2 separate regions of the Homo sapiens genome follow, and region 1 is linked to region 2. The links are chromatin contacts, found by Hi-C or POLR2A ChIA-PET in ENCODE. All regions are on one chromosome and are shown on one strand. Each heading gives the region's core, a stretch centred on a gene start or an enhancer-like site at or near the end of the contact. The rest is flanking DNA. Distances are from core to core; before and after follow the strand shown. Region 1 holds the start of SERPINE2 (serpin family E member 2). Region 2 holds the start of CUL3 (cullin 3).

Region 1 (3,732 bases), core at 1,147-3,646, 550 kb before region 2:
ACACTCACAAGGAGAGAGAGGCACTGGGAGTTGGGATTCAGGACACAGCTGGAGACATTAGTCACTGCCCCAAGGAGGCCATCTCTCTATATTTCTCTAAGTTCTCAGTCTAACTTGATTTTTCTTTATAATTCTACCTTATTCATTTATCATACATTTTACAACATATTATGTTTGCTTTTAGTTGGTTTTCTCCCACAAGAATGACAGTTTCAAGCGAGCAAGGATCTGCTCTATTTACCACCTATGAGTATCCAACAAAGTACCCAGACACAGTAGATGCTTAAGAAGATTTATTGGATGACTGGGTAAACACAGAAAAGTCTGTACAGGGGAGATGGGGGAGGACGTGAGGAGATACTTATGACCTCTATTCTCCTGGTAGAATGGGCTACAAAGTCACCTGCCAAACCCGCAAGAGGAAAAGCATTGGAGATCGCTTGCATTGAAGATTACAGTGGGAGTCCGGTTTGCAACCCGGAAGGAAGGAGCTTGCGGGTTGGAGGCACTAAGAGTTTTCAGAAGTTGAGCATCTCAAGAGAGGGCAAGACTTGGAGGTACTTAGAGGACTTGGTAGCTGGAGTACATGGAAGACACTGGATTTGAGACAGTCAAGGAAGTGCGCATCTAGAGCGTCCCCCACATGGACTTTAGGTCTAGAGGAGGAGAAATAGCCCAAGAGCCAAAGTCCCCATGCGATGGGAAAAGAACTGGCTGGAAGAGGACAGCAAGGCTGAGATGCACCCAGGGACGTGGCCAGGTCACCACCTCATTTCCAACTCTACCACCTCAAACAATCTCTGACTGGTATTTAATCACCCTTGTGTGGAAGTGAAAATTAGCTTTTTTTGGAGACAGTACTTTTAAAATTAAACTAATATGAAGTTCATGGGACACGGAAATTTTCTGCATAGATTCATTTTTGTTTTTAGAATAAAATACGATGACATTTTCATGACCTTCAGTAATTGCCCTGCATGGTACGATATTTTCAAACATTATTTTAACAAAGAATCAAAATTTGGGGGTTAAAAGAAACCTTAGATTACTCAGGTTAGTACCTTCATTTGCATAGCCAAAAATTTTTCTATTGAAATACTGCAAATAGCAAATAAGTACTGATTTAGACCTTCAGATAGTGTTGAAACTGTCTTCAATTTTCGAAGTGTGGTTTAGGATATACAAATTAGCAATGTTGACAATTCTTCCAGTTATCTGTGCTCAAGTTTTGATATAAAATCTTCAAAGTACACAATTATCACATATATTGTTCCACAACAATTCAGACAAATAAACGGCTTCTTGGCTTGAAAGAGGAAGTCACACCTTCGAACACCTTTTTATGCTGATGCTAAATATAAGAACGTCCCCTGCAAAGTAGCCAAAGCAAGACAGCAGCATTCGAGATTTCTCCAGAGACACACACACAAAGAATGTGTTTCGTTCATTAAAACACTAAAACCTTCAACAGCATCTTCCATAATACCTGAAGGTGGAGTGCTGTCTTATGTAATAGAAGCCTTCCTTCCCCGCTCAGTTTGTGGACACATTAAATGCCTAATTCCTTCCAGAATTTCTGAGTACCGTACTTTCATTTTACCTGCAGTCACTCATCCGCCTCGCAACTCCCGTTTCTACAGATGATGAAAATAGCAAAGACCTGCTCGCTCGGGTTAAATCGGCTGCCAGAGGCCAAGTTAAAGGCTTTCCCCACACCGCGCGTCACCTCCCTCTGCCCAGGCAGAGGTAACAAGTAAGAGTGCGCCAGTCTCTCCCCATCCGGCGGCGCGCAGCCTAAGTCCGGGGTAGGGGTTGCCGGCGAGCAGCTGGAAACCTCAGGTTCAGGGTCAGGGCCGGCTCGGATGGCCGGGCAGGAGCCACGCCGGCCCCGGTGCTCCCAGCTGCGGGTATCACTGGACGCCACCCCGGGGCGGCCCCGCCTTGCCCTGCCCGGGTCCCGCTCGGGGCTCCCGGCGGGCGGGACCGGGATGCCCGGCGAGCACCCAGCCCCGGCCAAGGCGGCCCGCGGGAGGCTGAGAAAGTTCTCTGCTCCCCGACGTCGGCGCCCCAGGGTCCCGCTGGCCCCGCAGCTTCCCGGCCGGGCGCAAGGTCAGGGAGCAGGGCCGGTGGCGCGCGGAGCCCCGGGGAGCGTCCCCCGCCGAGGGCAGCGCCGGCCGCGCCCGGGACTCACCGCGCAGCCTGTACTCACCGCGCTCGCTGGATCCCCAGGGGGCGGCCGCGGAGGGCGGTGCGGCCGCAACCGGAGCGGGAGCCTGGTCTCGGCGGCGCGGGGAGTCGGAGGACGCAGCCAAGCGGCGGCGGCGAGGAGGGTCACAGCCGGAAAGAGGCAGCGGTGGCGCCTGCAGACGCCGCGCAGCCCGGGCAGCCCCACAGCGCAAGCTGGCTGCCGCGGCGGCGGGGGCTTTATCGGCGGCGCCGCGCGGGCCCCCGCCCCTTCCTGCCGCCCCCGCCCCCGGCCCGCCTTGCCCCGCCTTCCCGCCGCCTCCTTTGTGTGGCCGCGGGCCGCAGCGTCCCCGCGCCCGGCCTCCAGGACGCCCCCTCTCCGCCTGCGACTTCTCGGATGCCGCCCCGCCAGGGGTCCGTGTCGTGGGGCTGCGCCCGGAACGCGCCGGGGAGACGCGCAGACCCCGAGGTGCGGCGCCAGCCCGGGCCCAGCTGCACGTGGGTCTCCCGGATGGGGGTGTGTGAGGTGGCGGGGGGAATACCAGGGCTCGTACCGCGTCCCTGAGACGCAGGGCATGTCGTCTTGGCTGCCCCCTGGAAGAGACAGAGGGCGCCCTGAGACAGCGCTCAGTCCTCCGGGTGATGGGGAAACGGTGCCAGGACGCGGCCGGGAAGGGGCAGATAACCCCTCGAGGCGTTTTGCAGGGTGTCCTAGAGCTGACTTCTCCCTGCCTAGGGGACAGAGGAACGGCGGCAAGTCGCCTTAGGCAAATACAGACGAGGGGAACCAGAAAACTGGATTCCCGGCTATGGTGATAGCATGAGGTACCCGCAGCGTCCTGGGAACCCAGCCCTTCTCAGCCGGTAACCACTGCTGCTGGGACCCGGTGCGCGATAGACAGGCACATACCCCAGGGGCCTGCAACAAATGACCGTCCCGCTCCGGGCTCTGTTACCTGGACCTCTCTTAGTTGGTTCCTCCTTTGCCTCTAGTTAGGTTTCTGGGGACCCAAGGACCCAACTTTAATGACAGTAATTTATGTAGCCGTTAGTGTAGAATCGTCGCTAGCAGGCAGACGGCCCCAACAGCGAGGAAGAAATGTAAATCTCCCTATACACAGCCCTGGATTAAGGGTACAGCTACTGATGAGAGCCACTTGGAAGATCAGCCTGCAGTCACCCCTTGGCATGCAGGTGGCCGTGCCAGAGTGTGCACGTGTGTGTTGGGGAAGGGGTTGCTCTGAAAAGTGTAAAATCTGGACCAGCCTAAGGGTGTTCTCAGTCTCTCATAGAGGGAAACAGGCTATGGGAGGCTTGGTCCTAAAATAAGGAGCAAACAGTCTACAAAAATGAGCATCTGTTTAATTATTTTACAGTCATACCAAATATTTATATTCAGTTACAGGGTAACTTTCTTATTCTCTGTGCCTGAAATGCTTTTTGTCCCAGGATCTTCTATGTTGTCTGCATCCTTACACTTGAGGTCACAACTCAAATGTCCTCTCCCCTAGGAAGCCTCCCCTGACCACTTGAGATAAAGTCACTTTA
Region 2 (3,815 bases), core at 272-2,771:
TTAAAAAGTGACAACAAATCCCCCTCTTTCGCTGGTACATCATATGAAGTATTTATGAATCTAAGAAGGGAAGACCAAGATCTTTCTCTAATTTTACTTTTTAAAATCTTCTGTCCGATTGCTAGTTCGTCTGTCTTGACGTATGCCTTTTATTGTAGCGACATAGGCAAGTATGCCCAGTTCGTTAACAGTACATTTTAATTGCTTGCCACGGGGAAGCTGAACCAGATTTGACACCCAAAGTTATATCCTATATACTAAACATCGCAAGGGTACGACTCAACGTAATGCCAAAAAAGAAAAAGTTTCTGAGCAGAACACGTTTGCTGTCACTGAAAGCGATGAAACAAAGCTACTCCGCAAGGCGACTACACTCATTCTTTGGGCTCCCAAGGCTGAGAAATGGAGAACCAATTGGCCGGTTTGCTCTCTGTTGCTTCCCCCCCACCCGGCCTTCCTCCGAGTGGCGAGGCAATCCTGCACAAGAGTTTGTAAAGTGCTTAGGAAGCTTGTAGGATGAAAGACGCTATAAATACACCCAATGTTACTAGTTTATGACCACGGAGCATTCCGTGGAACCACTGTCACTGCGTCGGGGGCAGGTTGATGGCATAGACCTTCCTGGGGAGGGGGGCAGAGAGAGAGGGCAGCCCCTTCATCACCCTAAAAGCTAGGCTGGGTAAATTTTCAAAGTGTAGCGAAACCCCACGTGAAAAGTTCCACACACGCCCCACACAGGGAGGACTCCGCGGCTGCTAGCAGCGCCGGAGACTGGGCCTACAACCCCGGCAACGTGGGGAGGCGTGGGGCGGCCGAGGGGCCCCGGCCGCAGCCGACGCCCGCGGAGCGGCTGAAGGAGCAGCTCCCGGACGGGGGCGCGGCGCCAGGCCCGGGCTCCCGGCGCGGGGAACGGCCCGGGAGGGCGGCCGCGCCGGGGCCCCGCGCCGCCCGGTTGCCGGGAAGGCTCGCGCCCCGCGGCCGGCGGGCGTGGGGGAGGGGAGGCCGGGCCTGCGGCCTGTTGGGGGACTTCAGCCCGGGCCTCGCGTGCGGCTCTCGGCCCGGCCCCCGGCCCCGGGGTCCCGGACGCCGAGGAGAGACTCACCGGAAAGGCCCGGATCCGCATCTTGGTGTCCTTCCGGCTGCCCGTGCCTTTGCTCAGATTCGACATGGTGCTCGTCCCCTCCCCGGCGGCGGCTTCAGGTCGCGCTCCGCGACGCCGGTGTCACATTTAAGGCGGGCAGGCAGGCTAGGGGCGACGCTGGGGGCGGCGGCGGCGCGACCCCCGGGCAGGGCTGGGGAGCTGGCCGGCCCCTGGGCAGCCGCGGCGGCGGCGGGGGCGGCGGCGGCGGCGGCGGCGGCTCGGACTCTGGCGACTCCGATGCGGCTGGGGGGCTGCGCTGGCGCGGCGGCTCCGCGGGGTCCCCCTCACGTCCGGCTCGGCTCCCTTTATCGCGCTCCTCCGCGATGGCGGCGGCGGCGGCGACGGACAAACATCTCACTGCGCAGGCCGAACGTCGTCCTCCTCCTCCTCCTTCTCCTCCTCCGCCTGAGCGAGACGAGATCCGGCCCAGAGGGTGGAGGGGGGAGGAGGGAGGGAGGAGAGCCGGAGAGTGAGAGATGCCGGGGGAGGGAGGTGGGAGGACGGGAGGGGGAGCCCGGCGGCCGCCGCGGGGGACGCTCAGATCTCGCGAGAAGAGGGCGAGCGCGCTGCCCCCCTGGTGGGCGGGGCGAAGCCCGGGAGAGGGTGGGCGCCACCGGAGGGGAGGAGGGGAACAGGGAACTGAAGGAAGTGGGAGGGGCCGGCGGGGCGGGGAAGCGGAAAGGGGGCGTGGCTGAGGGCGGGAGGATTAAGCTGCCTTTTTGAAAGTGGAGCGCCAGGTCCCGGGTTCTGGGTGGAGGTGGTTGCTGATTGGTGGAGCTCGGAGCGGCGGTTGGGAGGGTCCTGGTCACATGGTGGGGAGTGGGAGGGGGGAAGTTCGGAGAGCGGGAGCGGGATGGTAGTGGGCTGGGCCCCACTGGGCTGGGACAGCAGGAGGATAGTCTTGAGGAGGAGCGTGGGGTGCTAGATGTGTAACTACGTCCCGAACTGGTTCCTGTGTTTTTCTAGGGCATGTGGACTAGGGATGGGTACTTGAGTAGAAGCCTGCAACTTGAAGAGTTTGTGCAGGAGTTAGCTGCAGTGTCGGAAATTAGTGTCCTGTATGCTCAACAAGGTATTCGGACTGGGTGTGCACACCACAGCTCTCAGGACTGGAAGGTGGAAATTTAATCTACGAAGTTCCCTTAAACTGCATAAGCTTCGGGACCTCTTGATTCACTGATATTTTCTGGTGGACCCAGGGCTTATTCATGTTAAAACCTGTTTTTCATTACCATCAGAATAAACTGACAGCTCCATTAATGAAATGCAGCATTTGGTAAATAATGTTAAGTGGAATGATAGAAACCTATCTTTAACCTACCGGATAAATCATTTCTACCATTACCAAGAGTATTGTAGATTTTTAAAGCCAAAATTACCGTCTGATTCAGTTGCTGTATATTTGAAAAGGTTTTGGCTTTTGGTTTTGGAGGAGAGGCGTTTGGTCGCTTTATAGTCAAAATGTCTAATTTGACTTATCGGTTTTGCTGTCCATTTGTTATGAATTGTACTTCCTCATTTACCTACTTGCCCAATTGCTGTTATGTTTGGGTTTCTGACTCTGCAAGGGAATACGTGAGTTCTTATTAAAGTTTGTGTTCTTCCTATTTTAAAGAAGCATATGTTTGGGGGATGGATATCTACATTTAGAAGCTGGAATTTTAATACTTTTAAATAGCAAACAATATAAAGTGAAATACACTTATTTGTTGACTGTAAGGTTGAATTTGCCCTAAATTAACTTAATCCTGATGACTAAGCTTATGAGTGTTGTGCTTAAAGCCCCTTCTTGCTTAAAACGCCCCACTGCAAATACCATATTTTCTTGTTTTTTTTTTTTTTTTGTGGGAGTTTTTTGGTATTGGCTAATTAAAGCAGGAGCTTAAGAAACAAGAATGTTGCTTAAGACAATATCTGTAAATACTGAAGCTAAAAATAGGTTATCAAGAACTGAGTTGATAAACTAAGATTGGGAGAGGCTCTGACTTCAATGTAAGATAATGTCAGCCTTGAATAGGAGTTTATAATCTCTATGCTAATTGAACCTCCATTTCCATAACATAATATAATAACAAACAATGTTTTTCTCTTGGTTGTACTCTCATATGGCCCAGTTTCTTTGTAATGTAAGAATATATGTTCAGAATAGGGATCTCTGAGGAACCAAAAAAAGAAATAAAAAAATATTTTAAAAAAGAATATGTGTTCTTGGAGCCATTGTTTGAATCTCAATTCTGCCACTTTACTAGCTGTGTTTTGCATCTTTTGGGGCATGGAGTTGACAATCCCCAGAATTTCTCATCTGTAAAAGGGAGACAATAACAATACTTCCTCCTTGGGCTACCGTGAAATTTAAATAGATGAATACGTTTTAAAGAGCCCTGAGAACTGGGCATGGAGCAGCAACTTACCACCTGTTGGCTGTTATTAACATGGGCATTAAAGCCAAGGTTATACTACTTCCTTTATTCAATAGGTAGGTTTCTAAACAACAACAACAAAAAACACTTGTATGCTTTTATAAAATGAGTCATATTTTGAAACTAAGCCAGTCTCCGACATTTGGATCTCTCAGACTAATAAAATATTTTCTGATAAGCTAGGGAGTCATTATAGATTTGGCAACTTTATATTGGCAAGGGTATTAAAAAGGAACAACTAGCATAGATTATTC

The links. A loop is a pair of places that touch in the nucleus more often than their neighbours do. ChIA-PET counts read pairs that join two places held with the same protein, here RNA polymerase II (POLR2A). Pooled maps may share reads with other maps.
Region 1: a pooled map shows a loop between it and region 2 (7-fold over the local background). The contact joins the promoter of SERPINE2 here to the promoter of CUL3 in region 2. A Hi-C loop is called at or near these places in 3 of 168 maps with a recorded cell type or tissue (B cell and naive thymus-derived CD4-positive, alpha-beta T cell) and 14 of 50 pooled maps. POLR2A ChIA-PET finds 5 or more read pairs at or near these places in 2 of 52 experiments (H1 and activated CD4-positive, alpha-beta T cell).

Annotation. Positions count from the first base shown.
Region 1 is chr2:224,036,890-224,040,621 of GRCh38, forward strand. It overlaps SERPINE2 (serpin family E member 2), which reads right to left and starts at 2,397. Exons shown (of 9, transcript NM_001136528.2): 1 at 2,210-2,397. LOC124907991 (a long non-coding RNA gene) reads left to right here and starts at 2,513. Exons shown (of 2, transcript XR_007088103.1): 1 at 2,513-2,653. RefSeq lists a silencer at 2,563-2,857.
Region 2 is chr2:224,583,842-224,587,656 of GRCh38, forward strand. CUL3 (cullin 3) reads right to left here and starts at 1,522. Exons shown (of 16, transcript NM_003590.5): 1 at 1,103-1,522. The coding sequence starts at 1,168. RefSeq lists silencers at 986-1,245, 1,576-1,995.